Linked DNA regions of Homo sapiens: region 2 is linked to region 1. The links are chromatin loops, found by intact Hi-C in ENCODE. Cell type or tissue: right lobe of liver. All regions are shown on one strand. Links, peaks and the distances in the headings refer to the core of each region. The heading gives the core; the rest is flanking DNA. Region 1 overlaps GIGYF1 (GRB10 interacting GYF protein 1). Region 2 overlaps TFR2 (transferrin receptor 2).

Region 1 (11,121 bases), core at 699-8,698:
GGCACTGCTCAGAGCTCCTAGTTCCCAGCTCTGTGCAGAGCCACTCATCCCCATGGCTCTCCCCAGATAACGAGCAGTGGAGGCGGAACGGGAGAACACACACCAAGTTTTATTGGGAGAAGGGAGTATTTACAGGAGCAGGTAAAAGAGAGGGAAGTCACACAGGGTGGAGAGGGGGCGGGGAGACTGTGGGTACAAGGCAGACAGGGAACACGGTGACCCCTGCACCCACCCCAACCCCAGGAAGGGCAGGGGAGCAGCGAGGGCCCAGGAAGACCGGGGCCGGGGAAGGACAGCAACAGGGTCTGAGTCCCTGGGCAGGGGGGCTCAGGGGCTTGTAAACATTGACCACTCTCAGAAGGGGATGGGGGTGGGAGAGGGCTCCCCCTATACTTCCTCACAGGGTTAAGGCCTCTCCAGGCTCATGGGCCCCCTAAGTCCAAAGTCTCTTTAGCTGGGGAGAAGAGACAGGAAGAGTGTCCCCCTTCCCCTGCATTGGCTGCGGCAGGGGTGGGGGGGTTACATTCAGTCACAACAGGAGTCTCCCCCACACCTGGCAAGAGGGAAGGGGAGCTGGGGGCCAGCAGCAGCAAACACTCCCCCCGGCCCGTCACCCCTTATTGCTTTAGAGAGAATATTGTCTTTTCAGGGACGCTAACACTGTGGGAACCAGGGAGAGGCAGGTGGGGGCCCCCCACCCCGAGGCCAGCTTGATCCCCCAACACTGACCTAGTTGCCACTTTGGTGCAAAAAAAAAAAAAAAAAAAAAAAAATCCAACAACAGAAAACCAAACACCATCTTTCTGGGACTAGATGGGGAAAGAAACGGGCCACTCCCCATGTCCCCAGGGCAGGAGGGAGAAATACATTCATGGAGGGAGGCAGTGGCGAAGCCTTGCCCTAATACTGCACTCTGAGCAATGAGGTCAATGGGAGGAGCTGGATGAGAAACCCAAAAGACAAAACTGTTACAAAACCCAAAATGGGCGGAGACGAACCCAAGTAGGGGACCGGGAATAAGAAGTGGGTGAGCAATAGAAGGGGCAGCCTCCTCTGACCCAGGAGCCGCACACTTCTCTTCACCCCAACCTTACCCAACGGTAAAAAGCGCATCATATCAGACCCGGAAGGCCACCTGCTCCTCTCCCATTTGGTCAGCGGAAGGGTCAGGTGCAGAGCTGGGTGGTCCACATCTTACGAGCTGGCTACAGGTTGGGGCCCCGGGCGGCAGCCCCTCTACTGCAACCCTAAGCCCAAAGCCACCCACTCCTTGCCTTTGAGGCCCCTCCTCCTGCCCCCTTCACTGGAGAAACAGCTCAGCCTTCTCTCTGCAGCCTCTGGAGCAATCATCCACCCCCGCCGCTCACAGGGGTGAGGCAGCTCAGGCAGGGGTGAGGCGGGGGCTTGTGGCCCAAAGAATACATTCACGTGGCAAGGCAGAGAGCTGGGGCTTTCAGGTTCAAACCCAGGGTGTCCCCCAAAATGGCAGCAGTGGGAGACGCCCCTCACCAGAACCAGAGTCCTGCTGCCCCACCCTGCCAGCCAGAGAGGTTGGCACGGCTTGGCCCCTCCCGTCTACTCGGCCAGCACAAGATGGCAGCCAGAGAGCTGGGGCCACTCGTCCAATTTGTGCAACTGTCCCCCAAAGCAGCGAAGCCAAGGGGCTACTTTGGCCCCACCCCGGACACCTCAGCCAGCCTCAGTGACAGGAGCTGCTCACAACAGGTCTGGCGGGTGGGGCTCAGACAGGCCTCCTGTGCAAACTGCTGGCCCCCAGCTTCCAGTTACCCCATGGCCCGCCTTCTGGGGGGTAAGTATGGCCTTGGGGGCCAGGCAGGACAGGTCCACGGGGCCTGTGTCCCCACTGCCCCAAAATAACAGTGTGTTTTTTCTTTCAGCCTCCTAACCATTTTTTTTTTCATTTTTCATCTTTTTTTCTTAAAAAAAAAAAAAAAACCAAAAAACAAAAACCTCTGTGGACCTTCCATTGTCACACCCACTATCCTCACAGCAGGAAGGGGTGTTTAGAGTCTAGTTTTTAACAATATTTTTGCCTCTCCTAATGTTTTCTTCAGTCGTTTAAAATTAAAAAAAAAAATAAAAAGAAAAACCCCCTCCCCCAGTCTGTAAAGTGCCTCGTGGTGGGTGAGTTAAGGTGCATCGTGTGTTTGTAACAAGTGCTGGGGACCCCGCCCCTGCCTCTTCCTGTGCTCTCTGCGGGGAGCCTGCAGGCTGGGACCCTCGGTCCACGCCGCTGTGGCTGCCCTGGCCTACAGCCCAGGGGCTGGGGGTCCGGGCTGGTCAGTAGTCATCCACGCTCTCGATCTCACCAGAAGATCCGTGCAGGGAGTACCCTGAAGCCGGGGAGAAGCTGCGTCTGAGCTCTCTCCTGGGCTCCTCCTGCCCTGTGCCAAGGAAGTCCCGCTCCTGCCCCAGCCCAGCTCACCCAGGATGCTGGGGTCTGAGTGCAGCATCAGTGCCCGCCTCTTGGCCTTGCTGCCCTCCCCGGGGCCGAGTTTGGTGCTGTGGTTGGCCTGGAAGGCCGTCTGCAGCGAGGCGCTGCTCAGCCATGCCTCCTAAGGCAGCGGAGAGGAGGGTGAAGGTCAGGAGGCACCAGGCAAGCCCACCCCAGCTGCTGGTGCCGGCTGCCTCACCTGCTGCTGCTGCCGCTGCTGGCTGGCTTTCTGCTTGGCCCTCCGCTCCAGGAATTGTTTGGCAAATTCTTTGGCTTCCAGCGTGTCCCCCAGGCAGGAACGGATATAATCGTGGACATCATAGGGGGATTCCACCTCCTTGAGGATCGCTACAGCCATGGGCACTGCAGGATGAGCGAAGGCTGTCAGGGCCCCCTGGCCGGGTCTGGAGACCCAGGTCCCGCCCACCTCCTGGGAGCCGCTCGCCCACCGTCCAGGCTGCCCGTGGCGCTCAGCGTGTGCAGCATCTGCTCGCACCACTGGGTGAAGCCGTCCTGGGGCCTGGGAATGCCCTGCAGCAGCTTCAGCAGCTTCTCTTCTTCCTCCGTCTTTTTGCGAATGGGCCGACCCGATAGGTGGCTGTATGAGTCACTGAAGGGGGAGGGTGAGTCAGGGTTGGAAATCAGCTGGCAGGGGTTGGGGGGGTCTGCCACCTTCCCCCTCAGGGCCATCCCGGAGCCTCCAGGTGCCACGCCCACCTGAGAGATGGGCTGCTCCGGCTGTTCTTCAGGCCGAGGCCACGGACCAGGCTCCCGCCGCTCTTGGGGGTGTCCTCCCAGAGCCCCAGGCCGCTGCTGCCGCCCCCACTCTTGTCTGGCCCGCCCCACAGTGGCCCAGCCTCAGACACCCACTGGTTCAGGGGGGCAGTGCCCAGGCCCCCAAGCTGCTACAGATGGCAGAAGATCAGAGTGGCTCAAACAAAGGCACCCCAGAAAAGCGGATGGGGAGGCTTGTTTAGGTGGCAAAGGGAGACAGGTGAGGTGAGGGCCACAAGAGCTGTTGCCATCACAGGAGAGGCTGGGACTGGGGCTGGGGCTGCACAAGTCTGGGTTCAGTATCCCCCTCCCTGTGCCACCCTGGAAACTGTAGGGGGAGCCCGGGAGGTTCCCGGCCTGCTCACCACTCGGTGGTTGGGGGCCTGGGCCCGAGCTGGCTCCCGAGGTGGGGGCTGTTTGTGCAGCTGCCGCTCGCCCTCCAGCTGCAACTCCAGGAGCGTCTTCATGGACAGCCCCTGCTTGGCCAGGCCAGCCCAGAGTGGGGGCGGGGAGCTGGGTGCGGGGGGCACAGGGACCGCCTGCTGCTGCTGTAGCAACTTCAGCAATAGCTCCTGCTGCCGCACCTAAGAGGGGGACATGGTGAGGGGACCTGGCGAGGGTTGTCCACCCAGCCAGCTGAGGCTTGGGAGCACCCACGTGCTTGCGCCGAAACAGCTCTTCCTCCTCCTGCCGCCGCTTCTGCTCCTCCTGCTGCTGCTGGCGGCGCTTCTCCTCTCGACGCTTGCGTTCCTCTTCCTCCCGCTTCGCCCTGAGCTCCACTTCTCTGCGCTCCTGGAACTGAGACCAGTGGCCCATCAGAGGGGAGAGCTGCAGGGGACAGCCTGGGGCCTGCCTCGGTCCACCCTTCATTCCCAGGGCCTCAGCCCCAGGATGCCCACTCACTTTATGTTGCAGCTGGAGTTGTTCTAGAATTGGACCCTGAGTCGAAGAGTTAATTGGTATGTCCCAAAGACTGGCCTCACCACCTGCAGGGGGCAGGGGGGCAGAGGCGGCTGCAGGTGGGCACTTGGGCCCACTGATCTAGTCCAGCCGCAGCAGTGGGCTCCCCAGCCAGAATGGCAGCTAGGGGCGTGTGGGGGTGGGGAGCAGACCCCAGACCCCATTTCACCCGGAGACTGCCTTGGGGGTGGGGACCAGTCAGGCCACACACCTGACTGTGATGAGGCTGAGGTATGTACGTCCCAGAGGCGGCCCGAATCTGGCACCGACAAGGACCGGCTCATCGTCGGGAGCAGGTTCTGGTCCCCGCCTCTGAGGAGCAAATTGTGGATTCTTAGGACCCCAAATCCATCTCTGGTCTGCCCCCATCCCCCCCCCACCCTGTATCCTGAGGGCTCGCACGCACCACGCACCTGGGGGGTTTGAGCGCCTGGAGCTGCTGCAGGAATGCCGTGAGCTGCTGCTGCTGCTGCTGTGGCGGCGGCGGTGGTGGCGGTGTCAGGTCCCCCAGAGCTGCCTTTTCTCGGAGCGCGCACTGTGGGAGCTGGCGGCTGCAAATGGGACAGTGGAGATGGTGGGCCACAGAGCCAGCGCCGGGCCTTCTCCCAGCCCACCCCAGGCCCCCCATACCTGCTGACCAGCTGGAGAAACTGCTGGTGCTGCAGCTGCTGGTACAAGGCCGCCGCGGCCAGCTCCTGTTGCTTCTTCAGCCGCTCCTGGTCCATGTTTCCCTGCTCAGGTGAGAGCTCGGCCAGTGCCCCCAGCAGGGAGGAGGGGACTCTGCTGGACTCCTGCCGGCACCCCTCACACCCTGTCCCTCCATGCAGGGGAGAAGCGGCTCACCAGCAGTGGGGGAGGTGAGGGCCCTGGGGCAAAGGGCACGCGGCCCCACATCTTGATCACCTCGCCCAGCGGCTGGAAGCCCTCATCGCAGCCCCGCTTCACCAGCAGTGACATGGAAAAGTAGCCGGCCTGGAACCACTCTGCCATCTCCTGTGTCGTGAAGGGGCCTGGACAGGGAGCGAGGGAGCGGGAGAACCACTGGGGTCACAGGGTATGCCAGAGACACCCTGAACCAGAACGGCCTTGAGCAGCCCTCCCATCCCACACAGGTACCTTGGATCTCGCCCTGTGGGTCCTTGTAGAACCACTTCCGGGCAGCCCCATGGCTGAGCGGGAGGGCAGTGGCGGCTGCAGAGTGGCGCAGGCCCTGGGTCTGCATGGCAGCCGTGAACTGCTCCTCCTCCAAGGAGCTGTCCTGCAGGGAGGCCACCAGCTTCTCCGCCTCCTGGATGCCCAGAAAAAGAAGAAAGGCTCAGCTGCCAATCTCAGCAACATCAGGATGGGGATGGGGATGGAGCTTGAGCTGGGGCCGGGGCTGGGGCCAAGCAGGTCAGGTCAGAAGTGGGAAGGGTCCCTCCCGCTTTCTCAGGCCCCCACACCTGCTGCAGGTGCTTCAAGCCTTCATCATCCTCCAGATCTCCGGGTGGGCCAGCAGAGGAGCCCACCCCGGGACTCAGCTGGATCCCCCGAATATCATCTGGAAGGCATGAGATAGGAGGTGGAAAGAAGGGCGGGGAGGAGACAAGATAGCTTTCGCCTACTCTCACTCCAGAACACCACGCTCTTGCCATGGCTCCTCAATGTGAATGCCCTGTGTGCCCACCCCCACGAGTGGGGAGCACTTTCTCCCACAGCCCCAGCGCACCCGGGAGGTAGGCCATCCTCCCTTCCTACCTTCGGCCGCTGGGGGCTCTTTCTCTGCAGTTTCGTCCCCATCCCCGTTTGTCCCCCAGAGTGGGCCCAGGGTGGGCAGTGGGGATGGGGAGCTGGACTTCTCCTCCTGAGGAGGCAGTGGGGTCAGCTCTTTCCCACCTAGAAGAGGGAGATGGCCAGAGTTCAGAACCAAGGGCTGGGCCTGCCACGCGAGTTAGCACAAGCCCTTGAGTGTGGCTGGAACCGCGGGTCACACTCCCTTAGGCCGAGTCCACCACTTCACTTGGGTCAACTCAACTAATGGCAGAGGGAATGCGGTGCCCTGACCCTCGCCTCCACGCTGCCAGACGCGGCAGGAACATATCACAACATCGCACAACACCACACAACACCGCAGACGTCACTCCAGGTTCTACAGCTTCTTCAAGGGACTTTCAAAGGTCATTTTGATTACGCCTGATTTCTATCTGGTACACTGCCTTGAAGACATGGCTCTGCTACCCCCTGGTTCCTCCCCACCTCTCAGCACTCTTCTTCCAGATCTAAGTAGCCTGATTCTACAGGTAGGTGGGCAGCCAATGCCCAGCCCGGCAAAGAACACCAGTGCCTGCCCGGCCCAGCCCCAGGCCCGCTGGGCACCCCGCGGCTCACCTGCCTCAGGCCCTTCCTCCTCTAGCCCTTCGGAAGGTTCCTCCTCCTCCTCCAACCCTTGGAAGTCCAGCTCCTGCTCCTCAGGAATGGGCTCCTTGGGGCCCTTCTGCATGGGGCCGGGGTGGGGAGCAGAGAACAGCTGGGGTGGGTGGGGAGGAAGAGGACCCCGGAAGGGCAGGTTCCCACCCTCGCCTCCTCACAGATACCTTGAGAGGCAAGAAGGCCCCAGAGGCATCAAAGGTGCCCATTTCTTCATCCTCATCGTCCAGGCACCACTCTGGGAGCCCATCCTTGTCCTCCTCAAAGCCTTCAGGCGCTCGGCACCGCCGCAGGTGAGAGCTGCCTCCCCCTCCCCGCCCCTCCTCTTCACCACACCCTCCTCGATCCCCTCGCAAATCAAATTCAAACTTGCGCCGCCGTTCCCCATGTTCCCGCCAGCCAGCAGAGCGGGGACCACCATCTGCACAGGAAAAGTCAGGGAGAAGAAGAGTGGGTACCCAAGCGAAGCCAGCGGCCCCCTCTGCTGCAGCTCACGGAGCACCTCCAGGGCTGCTGTCCCGGCCACTCCCACACCAGCCAGCCTCTGCTCCCTCCCCGTGGCTACAGGAGCCCACCCTCTCATTACAGTTCCTGCTCCCCACTGCCCCCGCCAATGCTACCAGGCCCCAATCTCACCAGGGCTGGCGGAGCGCCAGCGGTCGCCGTCTCGCCGGGGCCCTGCTCCGAGCCTCCAGCTGCCCTCCTCCTCCTCCTCCTGTTCCTCCCGTAGGGAGCGCCAGTTCTCGCTGTCTGAGCGGGCGTGCTCCTTCCTTGGGCCAGCCCCTCCCTCCTCAAAGCCACATCGTGCTGGGAGACGGGAAGACAGGGGCAGTTATTAGAAAGGCAGCGTGGTGCCTGGACCCTCAAGAAACGTTGGGGGGGCCAGCTCCAGGCCCTCCTGCCCCCAACACCTCCGAAATAAGCACCCCCAGACTGGGCCACCCATCTTGGTCCTCCCTGCCGCCCCGGCCGCCGCCCTCAGCAGCCTCGTACCTCCATCCCGCCTTGCTGACTTCTCAAACCGCCTCTCGCCTCTGCAGCAGGGGAAACGTGTGGGTCAGAAACAGTACAGCCTCCCCTGCCACCCTGTGCAACCGCCCCATGCCTTGTCCACTGTGCCCTGAGGCAGTGGAGGGAGGAAGGGGACAAACGAAACCAGGGGTCAGGAGCACCGGGATCTCGGACAGGGCTTATCTGGTGGGCCTCTGTTACCCTCTAGCGACAGGGCCCAGGCCTCCCCTCCCTGGCCTGCCCGGCTCTGCGCCATGCCCCCTCCCCGCCCCACCTGTCATCCCAGCTCTGGCTGCGCTGGATTTCCCGGGGGCTTCGTCCAAAGGCCCCATCGCCTTCTTCGATGCTTCTTTGGTAAAAGCAGCTGTCACCACGGCCGCGGCCTAGAGAAGAGGCCAGACGCACAATGAAACCTGCTGCACGTTCTCGAAGTCAGGGGCCCAGATCTGCCCGTCCCCAGGACACGCCATCACCCCTCTACCTCGGCTCCGCGTGCTGCCCCTGCCTCGGGAGGTGCCAGCCAGGGGGGGGCCAGCCCCTTTCCCCATCAGCCTCAGCACAGCCACGCTGTTCACTGACAGGGAGAAGTTTCTCTGAGGAGGGAGCCAGGGGCGGGAGTGAGGACCCAGGCACCCAACCACCTCCACCCCCACCCCACAGCACCCTCCCCGCCTGTCTCCTCAGCGCTGGCCCCTCTCCTCCTAACCCAACCCATGGCCTCCCCTCCCAGGCTCCCGCAGCCTCAGCTCCTGGCCCGGTCCCACCTGTTCCTCCTCAGTCAGCGGCTCCAGAGCCAGGGGCTGCAGTGGCTCGTCCTGCAGCACCGCGGCGAACTCCTTGTCCTGCAGCTCTTCCGGGACCTGGCAGTGGGTTGGGACAGCCAAGACACCACATGCTGCCAGATCCCCTCCACAGGCAGAGGCCACCACCGCCAACCCCCCTCGCCCACGCACCCACCTTGTTCTCCTTGACGTAGAGAGCCAGCATTTCCTCTCGCCCATAACGGTAGTCAGCCAGCTTGTATTTGGGCATGGCAGGGGACGGGGGTGGGGAGGCCACGCTGCCGCCCCCGGACAGGGCCCTGAGCCTGGACACAACACAGAGAGAAGAAGACAGAGGTCAGGGCAGCCTGACTGTGCTTTCTCGAATCTCCACGGCAGCCGAGGCACAAGTGACTCACCACTCAGGCCCAAAGTTGAGTGTCTCTGCTGCCATCGTGGGGCTGGGCGTGTTTGAGAGGCCGGGGGTGGGGAGGAGGGGACCTGGCGTTCACTGTCCAAACACCTGTGGGGGAACAGGGGCCATGAAGAACAGCACACGAAGGAGAACTTTAAAGCGCAGGGAGGACACCATGGGGGACATCCTAGTGGGCACAACAATGGGCCCCGGACTAGCTGGTGGGTCACCTGGGGTCTAAAAGGACTCACCTGAGCCAGCCACGTGGCCACTCACACCATGAGTTACCCAGAGATGAGTCCAGACGGTGAAAGACCTGGGGGAGGCGAGGAGATGGGAAGCTCGAGTCCTTTCGGCCTCAGCAGGGCAACCACCCTTGGCCCGGGGCTCACCTGGCAGCCTGGCCCGGGAAGAAGGAGGGCAGGGGCTGGTGCTGGAGTGAACGAGGGTACCCAAGCCACTGGGAATTGGTCTGACCTCAGTAGAGCCTGGGAGGGACCTTCACATCTGGGAAAGACCCTTAAGGAGAGCAGGGGGGAGGAGGGAGGGTTCAGGACATGGCTCTGCCGGCAGCCCTGCCCTGCCCCGCATGACAGGAGAGGTCCATTCGCCGGATGGTGTCTCTGGGCATCAGCACCCTCGCCACCCTCTCTGGGAGGCTGAGACAGGAGGTGTAGTGAAGAACTCGGGGAGGGAGGCAGCCGAGGCCAGGATGGACGTTCAGGGCAAAGATAAAACAAAAACAAGCAAGCAAACAAAAACCCACTAGAGCCACAAATAGCTTACAGAGAAAAGGTCAGTTACGGAGAAAAGGATTAGAAATAAATCTAGGAGCAAAATTCTTTCCCTCATGAAAAAAATCAGTTGGCTGCTCAGAAGCTCAAATCCAGGGGCTTGGTCTGGGGAGAAACCCAGTGAAAAGGAGCAGGAGGTGACTCTAGGGCCACAGACGGGTACACGACAAGGACTCCAGGCAGGCAAGCCTGAGCCAAGGCACCTCGGGCTGGTTTCCCCCACAGGAATCACACCCAGACCACCGCCCCCAATCAATAATGGAGGCTTAAACAACCAAGCCACCAAGGGAACGAGGATCTCAGGATACCAGCTGGGAAGCAGCCTCTGGCACCATCAGGTGGAAATAAGGTCAGGGCAATGGAGGCTGATGGGGGCGCGGCGGCAGCCTGTTCCTCTAAGGGAGGATGGAGGGGACTTTCAGGAGGAGGCGCATCCCTGGGGCCCCAGGCAGAGGACTCAAGCGGGTGGGCGGGGTCCAGGTGCTGCGGTGTTGTCACTGGCTGGGAGGGAGGCTGGCCCGGCTTGGTGCTGCAGCTCCCATCAACTCCAGGACGCCACAGTCTGGGAAAGAAGAGGAAGCGGGTTCAACCAGGGTGCTGAGGAGGAAAGGCCATCAGCCCCAGCTGAGCCAGCAGCCCATGACAAGCCGAGGCCTGCTCAGAGTCCAGGCACTCCAGGGGGAAACACCGGGCTCAGAGGCAACCCAAGGCCAGGCTGGCCTCCCCTGGGACCTCTCCTTCCTCTGCCTCGGCTGGATGCTCCAGTGGTGGTGTGTTCCATGACATGAAAAGCCACCAGCCTGTCACTGACTGCAGGTGGCCACCTAGAGCAATCTGGGGACTGGATGAGCCTTGAGGACATCACGCTAAGAGAAACACACCAGCCAAAAAAGGAGAGCTACCCCTTACTTCTCTTTCATGAGGTCTCTAGAGCAGTCACTCATTGAGGGAGGAAGGTAGAAGGGCAGCCACCAGGGGCTGAGGGGACAGGGAGCTGTTGCTGAAGGGTCCAGAGCCTCAACTGAGGAGGGGATCCTGGGGCCGCTGGTGGTCATGGCCGCACACCAATGTGAGTGTACTTAGTAACACAGAATGGCACAATTAGAGACAGTTAAAGTCTCCAAATTTTGTTGTATATTTTACCACAATAATCATTTTTTTAAAAAAGCTTTAGGGAACAAAAGGTATCTGGAGATAACCACCGCATACCTAAGTTTTCCCCACTCCAAGAAAAACACCCCACATTCCTTCAAATCAGCCTCAGGAGAGGCCATTTTGGGCCTCCTCCAGTTCATTCCTTCTAGAAGGCCAGAAGCTCATCCTGGAGGCATGAGGGTGGGAGAGAGTAGAACAGAAAAGGGACCACCTGGCCAGCACAATGGCTTATGCCTATAATCCCAGCACTGTGGGAGGCTTGAAGAGAGGAGTCCGAGACCAGCCTGAGTAACAGAACAAGACCACGACTCTACAGAAACAATTCTAAACATTTTTTAAAAAAGAAAAAGTGGCCAGGCGTGGTGGTTCATGCCTGTAATCCCAGCACTT
Region 2 (11,121 bases), core at 992-8,991, 51 kb before region 1:
CTGGGGACAGAGGGGAAGGAGGACAGGCTTAGCAGGGGCCAAGCAAAGACCCTCCCCTTGTCTTCTTCTGTCCTGGTCCCCCAGGGTCTCTGTTTCTCTGTCTCTCTCTCTGAGACAGGATCTCACTCTCTCGCCCAGGCTGGAGTGCAGTGGTGCAATCATGGCTCAATGTAGCCTTGACCTCTCAGGTTCAAGTCATCCTCTTGCCTCAGCCTCCCAAGTAGCTGGGATTACAGGCATGCACCACTAAGTCCAGCCAATTTTTAAAAAACTTTTGTAGAGATGCAGTCTCCCTATGTTGCCCAGGCTGGTTTTGAATTCCTGGTCTCCAGCGATTCTCCTGTGTTGGCCTCCCAAAGTGCTGGGATTACAGGCATGAGCCATCACGTCCAGCCCAACATGCTTAATCTTGACACAGACCCATGGACTATGATTATCATTCATGTCACTTTTTTTCTTTTCTTTTCTTTCTTTTTTTTAGAAGGAGGCTCATTCTGTTGCCCAGGCTGGAGTGCAGTGGTGCGATCTCGGCTTACTGCAAACTCCGCCTCCCAGGTTCAAGCGATTCTCCTGCCTCAGCCTCCCTAGTAGCTGGGATTACAGGCGCCCTCCACCACGCCTGGCTAATTTTTGTATTTTTAGTAGAGGGTTTCACCATGTTGGCTAGGCTGGTCTCAAACTCCTGACCTCAGGTGATCCATCTGCCTCGGCCTCCCAAAGTGCTGGGACTACAGGCGTGAGCTACCGCACCCGGCCTCACTTTCATTTTTAGGTGACGAAATAGAGGTGAAGTGACTGGCCCAGGGCCACTCAGGTACAATGTGGATGCCGAGGTCCAAGTGACCACTGGCCAGTCTGTGTCCCTCACTGCCTCTCTGCCCTATCCTCCTCGGGCCACAGGCCCACCGCTGCCTAGCCCAGGCCCAGGCCCTGGCCCTGACCTTACCGTTGCTCACCATGGAGGAAAAGGTCCGCACCAGCTCCAGGAGTATAGCCGTCCCCACAGCGGATTTAGCTGCTCCTGGGCCCCATGCATCCCTCTGGGCCCCGATGACAACGTAGTGATCTGGGGAGGGGATGTTTGGGACCCACTTCTGACACTGCACCCTGCACCCTGGGGGCATCCTCCATCTGCCTGTGTCTCTCAGCCCATCACAATTCCGGCAACCCTAGCCCTGCAGTCCCTCCAGTCCCTAAAGAGGGCGCCCCTCCCCACTTGGCCCTTCCTGGATGGTGTGCTCCTTCAGCTGGGTGCCTGAGGTCATTCTGGACTTACAAGGTTTCTGTCACCCAGGCTGGAGTGTGCAGTGGTGTGATCATAGCTCACTGCAGCTTCAAACTCCCTGGCTCAAGCCATCCTCCTGCCTGAGCCTCCCAAGTAGCTGGGACCACAGATGTGTGCCACCATGCTCGGCTAATTTCTTTTACTTACTTACTTATTTATTTATTTAATTTATTTTTTGGAGTCTCGCTCTGTTGCCCAGGCTGGAGTGCAGTGGCACGATCTTGGCTCACGGCAAGCTCCACCTCCCGGGTTCACGCCATTCTCCTGCCTCAGCCTCCTGAGTAGCTGGGAGTACAGGCGCCTGCCACCATGCCCAGCTAATTTTTTTGTATTTTTAGTAGACAGGGTTTCACCATGTTAGCCAGGATGGTCTCGATCTCCTGACCTCATGATCCGCCCACCTCGGCCTTCCAAAGTGCTGGGATTACAGGCGTGAGCCACCGCACCCAGCCAATTTCTCTTATTTTTAAATTTTTTGTGAAGTCTTGGCTTTGTTGCCCCATCTGTCAATTACTTATTTTAATTCTCCACTGCCATCCACATCTAGCTATGCTTGAAAGGGCCATCTATGCTTCTATCTAATCTGATCTGATCTTTCTTTCATGCTTGAGTCTTCCTTCCTTCCTTCCTTCCTTCCTTCCTTTCTCTCTCTCTCTTTCTTTCTTTTTTTCTTTCTCTTTCTCTCTTTCTTTCTTTCTCTTTTTTTTCTTTTTCTTGAGACAAAGTCTTGCTCTGTTGCCCAGGCTGGAGTGCAATGGCACAATCTCGGCTCACAGCAGCCTCCACCTCCTGGGTTCAAGTGATTCTCCTGTCCGAGCCTCCGGAATAGCTGGAATTACAGATGCATGCCACCGGGCCCAGCTAATGTTTGTATTTTTAGTAGAGACGGGGTTTCACCATGTTAGCCAAGCTGGTCTCAAACTCCTGACCTCAAGTGATCCACCTGCCTGGGCCTCCCAAAGTGCTGGGATTACAGGCGTGAGCCACCACACCCGGCCCATGCTTGAGTTTCTATTACAACATCATCCAACTTAGGCTTACTCACTTCCAGTGCTGGGGAGCTCACTACTGGGCAACAACCCCCATTCCATCACTAGACAGGCTGGAAGGTGAGGTCTGTTCACTGCTGCCACCATCAGACCCAGTTCAGCCTCAACTTGCCAGCTTCCCTCCTCTGGGCACCACTCCTGTCCCCTCTTGGGGCCTCCTGCACCAGCCCCCTATCTTGCCAGGGTGTATGGGCAGAAATTCCCCCAGCCCACCACCAGCTGTGAGTGATACTGGACACACAGCATACCTGGCTCTGAGCGGCCTTCGATGCAGCCGAAGATGTTGTTGATGGGGGTGGAGGTCCTGTGATTGTTGACCACTAGCCGCAGTCGTGGCCCGGGGCCCAGGTGATAAGGGGAGCCTAGGAGGCTCCCCTGCCATTCTTGGGGGGCCACAGGGCCTTTGAGCTTCCTGGAGAGGAGGAAGGCAGAAAGGGGGAAGTTGTAGAGAGACCCAGAAGAGTCCAAATCACTCTTTTCCTTATTTCTTTCCCTCCCACCCTTTCTGGCTCCAGATCGCTGCCTCTGGACGCTGCCTGGGTAGGGCAGTGCAGTCAGGGCTGCCTTGGATGGTTCTCAGCTGAGGTAGGTGTGCAATCCAGTGGGAACTTTAGTTGCCAGACAGTAGACCCTGGAGAAAGGCTGTGTCCATCCAGAAGAGTCACTTTTTTTTTTTTTTTTTTTTTTTTTAAAGAGTCAGGGTCCCGGCCAGGCATGGTGGCTCACACCTGTAATCCCAGCATTTTGGGAGGCCGAGATGGGCGGATCACTAGGTCAGGAGTTCGAGACCAGTCTGGCCAACATGGTGAAACCCTCTACTAAAAATACAAAAATTAGCCGGGCGTGGTGGGGGGGCACCTGTAATCCTAGATACTCTGGAGTCTGAGGCAGAAGAATCACTTGAACCCGGGAGGTGGAGGTTGCAGTGAGCCAAGATTGCACCACTGCACTCCAGCCTGGAAGACAGAGCAAGACTCCATCTCAAAAAAAAAAAAAGGTCAGGGTCTCTCTGTCTCCCAGGCTGGAGTGCAGTGGTGTAGTCATGGCTCACTGCAGGCTTAAACAAGAGTCACCTTTTTCTAGTTCACCCACAATCACCCTGTGGCCTCGCTGCAGCCTTCCTCTCTCTGCTTCCTCCTCTTCTGGTCCCCAACACTCCCCTCACCTCAGCAGGCGGGAGGCAATGTCTGCACTGATGGGCTGGGCTGGGATGCTGGGAAGGCCTGATGATGCAACTGGAGGGAACTGGGTTTGATTGAAGGAAGGGAAGCCAGGTGTGTAGGGGTCTCCAGTTCCCAGGTGCACCTGCAGGGAAAGGGGTGCCCACGCAAAGCTGCGAGCTGGGCTTCCAGGAAAAACGAAAAACATGCCAGCCCTATTCTGAGCAAGAAGGTGTGGCCTCGGGACCTGGGAACAGCACGACCAGCCTCCCCAGACTCACATGTCCATACACTGCCTGCTGGCTGGACAGGCTTGGCTTGGGTGGGTCCTGGGAGAAGTCCGCTGGCTCTGGGTATATGAGCACTCCTTGAGCCCCGAAGTCCTGAGCATTGGTCACCTGGGGAGGAAGGTGACTAGAGGACTCCTCCCAGAAAAAAACCCGATTCATAAGGGCAGGAGAAACCAGGAAATGGCAAGGCCTTTGCTTGCAACTGTCCATCCCACGGAGAGGATGTGGGGGCACTACCTGGCCTGTGTCTTCCCAACCTCAGCAGCTCCTAGGCAGCCCTCAAACCCCACCGGGCTCCAGGGTACCCCATGTTTCTGTTCCCTTCCCCATCTGATTTCCCCCAACACCCAATTTGTTCCCAGCCAACATTTTCTTTTTTCCTTCTGATTCAATTCCCAGACCAGCCAACATTTTCCTTCCTTCCTTCCTCCCTCCCTCCCTCCCTTCTCTGTTTCTCTCTCTTTTTTTTTTTTTTCTTTTTGAGACAGAGTCTCTCTTGCCCAGGCTGGAGTGCAGTGGCGCGATCATAGCTCACTGCAGCCTGGCACTCCTGGGCTCAAGCGATCCTCCCACCGGAGCCTCCGGAGTAGCTGGGACCACATGCATGTGCCACCAGCCCAGCTAACTAAAAAAAAAAAAAAAAGAACCTTTTTTTTTTTTTTTTTTTTTAGTAGAGAGGGGGTTCTCACCGTGTTGCCTTGAATTCCTGGCCTCAAGCGATCCTCCTGTCTTGGCCTCCTAAAGTGCTGGGATTGCAGGTGAGAACCATCGTGCCCAGCTTATATTTTCTTACCATCCAGCCACATGGTTCTTTCCTGTCTCCCTCTCACAGCACCCTGAACGATTCTCACTGGCAGTCCGACCCTCCGGTTCCCGGGCTCAAGCCCTCCCTCTGTCCAGGGACACTTACCTTCTGGGCGAAGCTGATCACCCCCACGCGCACCAGCAGCAGGCGGCCCACTGGATCCACGCCCCTGGCCCGCAGGTCCTGCAGGTCTTCGGGCCGCCCGTAGTGGGCGTACACCAGCTCTCCCTGGGGACACGAGGACGGTGAGGCGCGCTCCCCGCGTCCCTCCTTCGAGACCCAGGAAAGGGCTCGTGCCGCGCCCCATCCTAGGAGCGGGCAGGGGGTGCTCACCGTGACGTTGCCGATGGCGCTGTAGGGGCAGTAGACGTCAGGGTCCTCCAGCGGCAGCTGCTCTCCGACCTTCCCGGCCTCATCGACCCAGTGCAGGGTGTTGGGGTGAGCCCTGGGGAGCGGGGCTGGTGAGCGCCCCGAGCCGCGTCCCCCTCCCCGCGCGCCCCCCGCCCGCGCGCGCACTCACGGATCCGGGAATTGCAGCCCCACGTAGTGCGTGTCGGTCCACACGTGGTCCAGCTTCTGGCGGGAGAGCGCCGCGCGAATGTCCTGAGTCAGAGCGGCCATCCCGGCCGAGCCTGCCACCCGTTCCCGAAGGCTGGTTTGCCTAAGCGGGGAGAGGTGGGGACTTTTCTGGGCGCCCGGAGGAGAGGGAGGGAAGAGGGAAGGATGCCAGAGACGTGGGGTCGCCAGGGGCAGGGGCGGCGAGGGGTTCCTGAGTTTAGGAAAAGAGCGCTCCCCGCGGACGCTTTTTTTTTTTTTTTTTTTTTTTTTTTTGAGACGGAGTGTCGCTCTGTCGCCCAGGCTGGAGTGCAGTGGACCAATCTCGGCTCTCTGCAACTTCCGCCTTCCTGGTTCAAGCCATTTTCCTGCCTCGGCCTCCCTCGTATCAGGGATTACAGGCACGTGCCATCACGCCCGGCTAATTTTTGTATTTTTAGTAGAGACGGGTTTCACCATGTTGACCAGGTTGGTCTCAAACTCCTGATCTCAGGTGATCTGCCCGCCTCGGCCTCCCAAAGTGCTGGCATTACAGGCGCGAGCCGCAGTGCAGGGCCCTCCGCGGACCCATTTTCTCCCATCACCACCAGGGCGGCGCCGGAGACTCTCAGGACCTCACTCTGCTTAAAACCTGACTTCCCATAGCTGGGGGTCCTGCCCATCATCCTGTAGGTTCTTCCCGGCTCAAGCCAAACTCTCTCCCCCAACCTCGTTCCTCCCGACGTCAACACACACACACACACACACACACACACACACACACACACACAGCACCCAAACACTTTCCTTCGAAAGAGCTAACTGGGCAGGCAGCAGACCCTCCTCATCTCCCCCATCCTCCACGTGGGCCTCATGGAGACACTTTACACCAAGGTACTCAGGGGAATCACCGGTTCCTGGGCTCAAGCCATCCTCCCGCCTCAGCCTCCTGAGCAGCTGGGACTACAGGTGTACGCCACCAACCGCTGATTTTTAAAAATTTTTTGTAGACGAGAAGTCTTGCTGTGTTTCCCAAGCTGGTCTTGAACTCCTGGCCTCAAGCGATCCTCCCAAAGTGCTGGGACTACAGGCATGAACCATGACGACCCGCCCCATATGTGTATTTAAAGCTACACATCAAAAGCGTGAGATAAGGTGCTTATGGGGAGGGGAGTGGGGAGGATCACTCAGGGATGAGGCAGGAAAATTCAATTCAAAACAGTTAAAGTAGCCAGTAAGGCCCTTTAGGGCCTGAGCTACATCCACCTCACCGGCCACATGGACCATCTTTCCCTTCCTCCAAGAGGCCACCATCTTCACATTTCAGACCCTTCGCAAATGGTGAATCTCAGCCTGAATGTTTTTCCACAGTCTCTTTGCCTGGCAAATTACTCATCTTGGCAGTTTAGACTCGTCAGTTCCTCAACGAAGCCTTCCCTGAACTGCAATCTAAATCAGGATCCTGGTTATAGTCTTTCTTTACACACTTTTCTTTTCTTTTTTCTTTCTTTCTTTCTTTTTTTTTTTGAGACGGAGTCTCGCTCTGTCGCCCAGGCTGGTGTGTAGTCGTGCAATCTCAGCTCACTGCAACCTCTGCCTCCTGGGTACAAGTGATTCTCCTGCCTCAGCCTCCTGAGTAGCTAGGACCACAGGCGCCTACCACCACACTCAGCTAGTTTTGTATTTTTTTAGTAGAGACAGGGTTTCGGCATGTCGGCTAGGCTGGTCTCAAACTCCTGGCCTCAGGCAATCAGCCCACCTTCACCTCCCAAAATGCTGGGATTACAGGTATGAGCCATGGCGCCCGGCCCCTTTTCTTTTCTTTTTTTGGAGATAGGGTCTCACTCTGTCACCCAGCCTGGAGTGCAGTGGCATGACCATAGCTCACTGCAACCTTCAGCTCCTAAGCTCAAGCCATCCTCCTGCCTCAGCCTCCTGAATAGCCGGGACTCTAGGCATGCACCACCATACTGGGCTAATTTTTTATTTTTCTTTTTTAAAAAATTATTATTATTATTATTATTATTATTTTTGACATGGAGTTTCACTCTTGTTGCCCAAGCTGGAATGCAATGGCGCAATCTTGGCTCACTGCAACCTCCACCTCCCAGGTTCAAACAATTCTCCTGCCTCAGCCTCCCAAGTAGCTGGGATTATAGGTGCCCGCCAACATGCCCAGCTAATTTTTTTTGTATTTTTAGTAGAGCCTAAAAAGGGTGAAACAGTGTTTCACCATGTTGGCCAGGCTGGTCTCGAACTCCTGTCCTCAGGAGATCCACCTGCCTTGGCCTCCCAAAGTGCTGGGATTACAGGTGTGAGCCACCGTGCCTGGTCAAATTATTATTATTTTTTTAAGAGACAGGATCTCTCTATGTTGCCCAGGCTGGTCTCAAACTGGGCTCAAGAGATCCTCCCACCTCAGCCTCCCAAAGTGCTGGGCTCACAGGTGTGAGCCACCACACTGAGCCTCACATCCTTTGCTTTTCTTTCAAAGCAATGATTCCAGTCATAATTATGTAGTCGTGAATGATTGTTAGTTTAGTATTGGTTTTCTCCAGTGGATTGTAAGCACCATGAGAACAAAGTTAGACTGTTTTAGTCTCTATCTCACCACCACCTGCTTAGCTTAGTACCTGCCACGTAGTAGATGCCCCAAAATACTTGTTGGATAAATGAATTAATTACTTCATCATTGTCACCTCCAGTCCAGGCACTCCACTTCCCTGGTCACACCCTGCATCTTTTTTTTTTTTTTTTTTTTTTTGAGATGGAGTCTTGCTCTGTTTCACAGGCTGGAGTGCATTGGTGCGATCTCAGCTCACTGCAACCTCTGCCTCCCAGTTTCAAGTGATTCTCCTGCCTCAGCCTCCCGAGTAGCTGGGATTACAGGCATGCACCATCACACCCAGTTAATTTTTGTATTTTTAGTAGAGACAGGATTTCACCATGTTGGCCAGGCTGGTCTCAAACTCCTGACCTCAGATGATCCACCTGCCTTGACCTCCCAAAGTGCTGGGATTACAGGCGTGAGCCACTGTGCCTGGCCCGTATCCTGCATCTTGTCATTACCCGCACTCCATCTCTGGAATACTTATCCATTGAGGATCTACTGAACATCTAGTAAGTGCCAGGCATTGTGGTAGGTGCTGGAGACTCTGAGATAGACAGGATATATTGTATCAGGAAGTTTTCAAGGATCCAGAATCCTACTCTCTGAGTAGACCCTGTCAGGTTCCAACTCCCCCAGTTATCCTCGCTGTACCTGCTCTTCAACCCCATTGAACATGACAAATGTCCTATAGCTCCACATGTATCATCTCCCCCCACTTTCTCTTCCCTCTCCATCCCACCGAGAGCCATGTTTCACTCTTGTTGCCCAGGCTGGAATGCAATGGCGCGATCTCGGCTCACTGCAACATCCTTGCTCTCTCCCCAAAACTGCTACTTTTGCCTCAGTGCCACACCCCGCTTCTAGACCTGTCAAACTATCTACCTGCTCAGCCTGTACCCAGATGACCAAATACTGCTCAAAAAAATAAAAGTAGCCCTGAACAGGCTGGGCACCATGGCTTACGCCTGTAATCCAAGAAATTTGGGAGGCCAAGGTAGGAGGATTGCTTGAGCCCAGGAGTTCGAAACCAGCCTGGCCAACATGATGAAACCCTGTCCCTAAAAAAAATACATAAATTGCCGGGCGCAGTGGCTCACACCTGTAATCCCAGCACTTTGGGAGGCCGAGGTGGGTGGATCTCCTGAGGTCAGGAGTTCGAGACCAGACTGACCAACATGGAGAAACCCCATCTCCACTAAAAATACAAAATTAGCTGGGTGTCGTGGCGCATGACTGTAATCCCAGCTACTCGGGGAGCTGAGGCAGGAGAATCGCTTGAACCCGGGAGGCGGAGTTTGCAGTGAGCCAAGATCGTGCCATTGCTCTCCAGCCTGGGCAACAAGAGTGAAACTCTGTCTCACAAAAAAAAAGAAAAAAACAAAAAACAAACAAAAAAATCATAAATTAGCTGGGCATGGTGGCTCACGCCTGTAGTCCCAGCTACTTGGGAAGCTGAGGCACAAAAATCACCTGAAGCCGGGAGGCGGAGGTTACAGTGAGCTAAGATCATGCCACTGTACTCCAGCTTGGGCAACAGAGTGAGAATTGGTTGCAAATATATAAAAATAAATAAATCCTGTCCCTAAATAATAATAATAATTTTGAAAAAAGAAAAATGAAAAATTAGCTGGGCGTGGTGGCCCCTCCCTGTAGACCCAGCTACTCAGGAGGCTGAGATGGGAGAATCACCTGAGCTTGGGAAATCGAGGCTGCAGTGAGCCCAGATTGCACCACTGCATTCTAGCCTAGGTGACAGAGCAAGGCCCTGTCTCAAAAAAAAATTAATGTAATTTAATTTTTTTTTTTTTGAGATGGAGTTTCACTCTTGTTGCCCAGGCTGGAGTGCAATGGCACGACGTTGACTCACCGCAACCTCCGCCTCCTGGGTTTAAGCGATTCTCCTGCTTCAGCCTCCCGAGTAGCTGGGATTACAGGCATGCGCCACTACGCCCGGCTAATTTTGTATTTGTTTTGTTTTTTTGAGACAGAGTCTTGCTCTGTCGCCCAGGCTGGAGTGCAGTGGCGCGATCTCGGTTCACTGCAAGCTCCGCCTCCCGGGTTCATGCCATTCTCCTGCCTCAGCCTCCCAAGTAGCTGGGACTATAGGTGCCCGCCACCACGCCCAGCTAATTTTTTGTGTTTTTAGTAGAAACGGGGTTTCACCATGTTAGCCAGGATAGTCTCGATCTCCTGACCTCATGATCTGCCCACCTCGGCCTCCCAAAGTGCTGGGATTACAGGTGTGAGCCACCATGCCTGACCTGTAATTTAATTTAAAAGCCCTGAGCAGGCTGGGTGCGGTACCTCATTCCTATAATCCCAGCATTTTGGGAGGCTGAGGTGGGAGGATTGTTTGAGGCCAGTAGTTTGAGACCATCCTGGGCAACATAGGGAGACCTCGTTTCTACTAAAAAAAATTAAAAATTAGGCTGGGCATGGTGGCTCATGCCTGTAATCCCTGCACTTTGGGAGGCCGTGGTGGGTGGATCATCTGAGGTCAGGAGTTTGAGACCAGTCTGCCCAACATGGTGAAACCCCGTCTCTACTAAAAATACAAAAAATTGGTTGGGTGTGGTGGCAGGCACCTGTGATCCCAGCTACTCGGGAGGCTAAGGCAGGAGAATTGCTTGAACCTGGGAGGTGGAGGTTGCCATGAGCCGAGATCGCACCACTGCACTCCAGCCTGGGCAACAGTGAAACTCTGTCTCAAAAAAAGTAAAAAAAAAAAAAATAGCCGGGCATAGTGGCACACATCTGTAGTCCTAGCTACTTGAAAGGCTAAGGTGGGAGGATCACTTGGGTCCAGGAGTTGGAGGCTGCAGTGAGCTATCATCTCGGCACTGTCTGGGTGACAGTGAGGCCCTATCTCAAAAAAATAAAGCCCTGAACATTGTTGATTCCACAGACTCAAGGTCTTTCAGCAGGTGAATCCAGCAACATATCAAAAGAGTAATCATACACCTTGATCAAGGTTAGCGTTGAGCTCAGGAAGATAAGGAAATCTATTAACACAAATTACTATATAAACATTAAAGAAGAGGCTGGGTGCTGTGGCTCATGCCTGTAATCCCAGCACTTTGGGAAGCCGAAGCGCTTTGGCAGATCGCTTGAGCTTACGAGTTGGAGACCAACCTGGGCAACATGGCAAAACCCTGTCTCTACTAAAAAATACAAAAATTAATCAAGCGTGATGGCACACACCTGTAATCCCAGCTACTCAGGAGGCTGAGGCATGAGAATCGCGTGAACCTGGGAGGCGGAGGCTGCAGTGAGCCAAGATTGCACCACTGCACTCCAGCCTGGGTGATAAGAGGGAGACTCCGTCTCAAAAAATCAATCAATCAATAAAAGTCTCAGTGAGCTAGGAGTGAAAGGAAACTTCCTTAA

What was found. Hi-C counts contacts between places; a loop is a spot of excess contacts. Peaks named below come from ENCODE experiments on the same cell type or tissue, not always from the same donor. Only the 100,000 strongest peaks of a DNase experiment are listed, where the experiment ranks them.
Region 2: a loop joins it to region 1, with 1.8 times the contacts of the local background. A loop is called at or near these places in 34 of 110 quality-filtered maps.

What each region holds. Positions count from the first base shown.
Region 1 is chr7:100,679,418-100,690,538 of GRCh38, forward strand. It overlaps GIGYF1 (GRB10 interacting GYF protein 1), which reads right to left. Exons shown (of 27, transcript NM_001375765.1): 2 at 9,175-10,138; 3 at 9,034-9,098; 4 at 8,787-8,890; 5 at 8,564-8,693; 6 at 8,371-8,466; 7 at 8,088-8,199; 8 at 7,881-7,989; 9 at 7,589-7,629; 10 at 7,232-7,402; 11 at 6,763-7,016; 12 at 6,557-6,662; 13 at 5,927-6,064; 14 at 5,632-5,729; 15 at 5,306-5,477; 12 more. The coding sequence starts at 8,821. The coding sequence ends at 2,302. Among named protein-coding and RNA genes, the nearest start is that of GIGYF1, 9.3 kb to the right of the region's middle. In right lobe of liver, for the core only: no CTCF peak of the experiment used is centred there; no DNase peak of the experiment used is centred there; H3K27ac peaks cover 858 bases.
Region 2 is chr7:100,628,307-100,639,427 of GRCh38, forward strand. It overlaps TFR2 (transferrin receptor 2), which reads right to left. Exons shown (of 18, transcript NM_003227.4): 4 at 5,110-5,250; 5 at 4,923-5,034; 6 at 4,695-4,817; 7 at 3,776-3,892; 8 at 3,500-3,639; 9 at 2,583-2,746; 10 at 947-1,066. LOC124901709 (a long non-coding RNA gene) reads left to right here. Exons shown (of 3, transcript XR_007060454.1): 2 at 2,850-2,919; 3 at 4,617-4,796. Among named protein-coding and RNA genes, the nearest start is that of TFR2, 7.7 kb to the right of the region's middle. RefSeq lists an enhancer at 4,547-4,666 and a silencer at 5,047-5,106. In right lobe of liver, for the core only: CTCF peaks have their summits at 1,192 and 5,708; a DNase peak (open chromatin) is centred at 5,719; H3K4me3 peaks cover 662 bases; H3K27ac peaks cover 495 bases.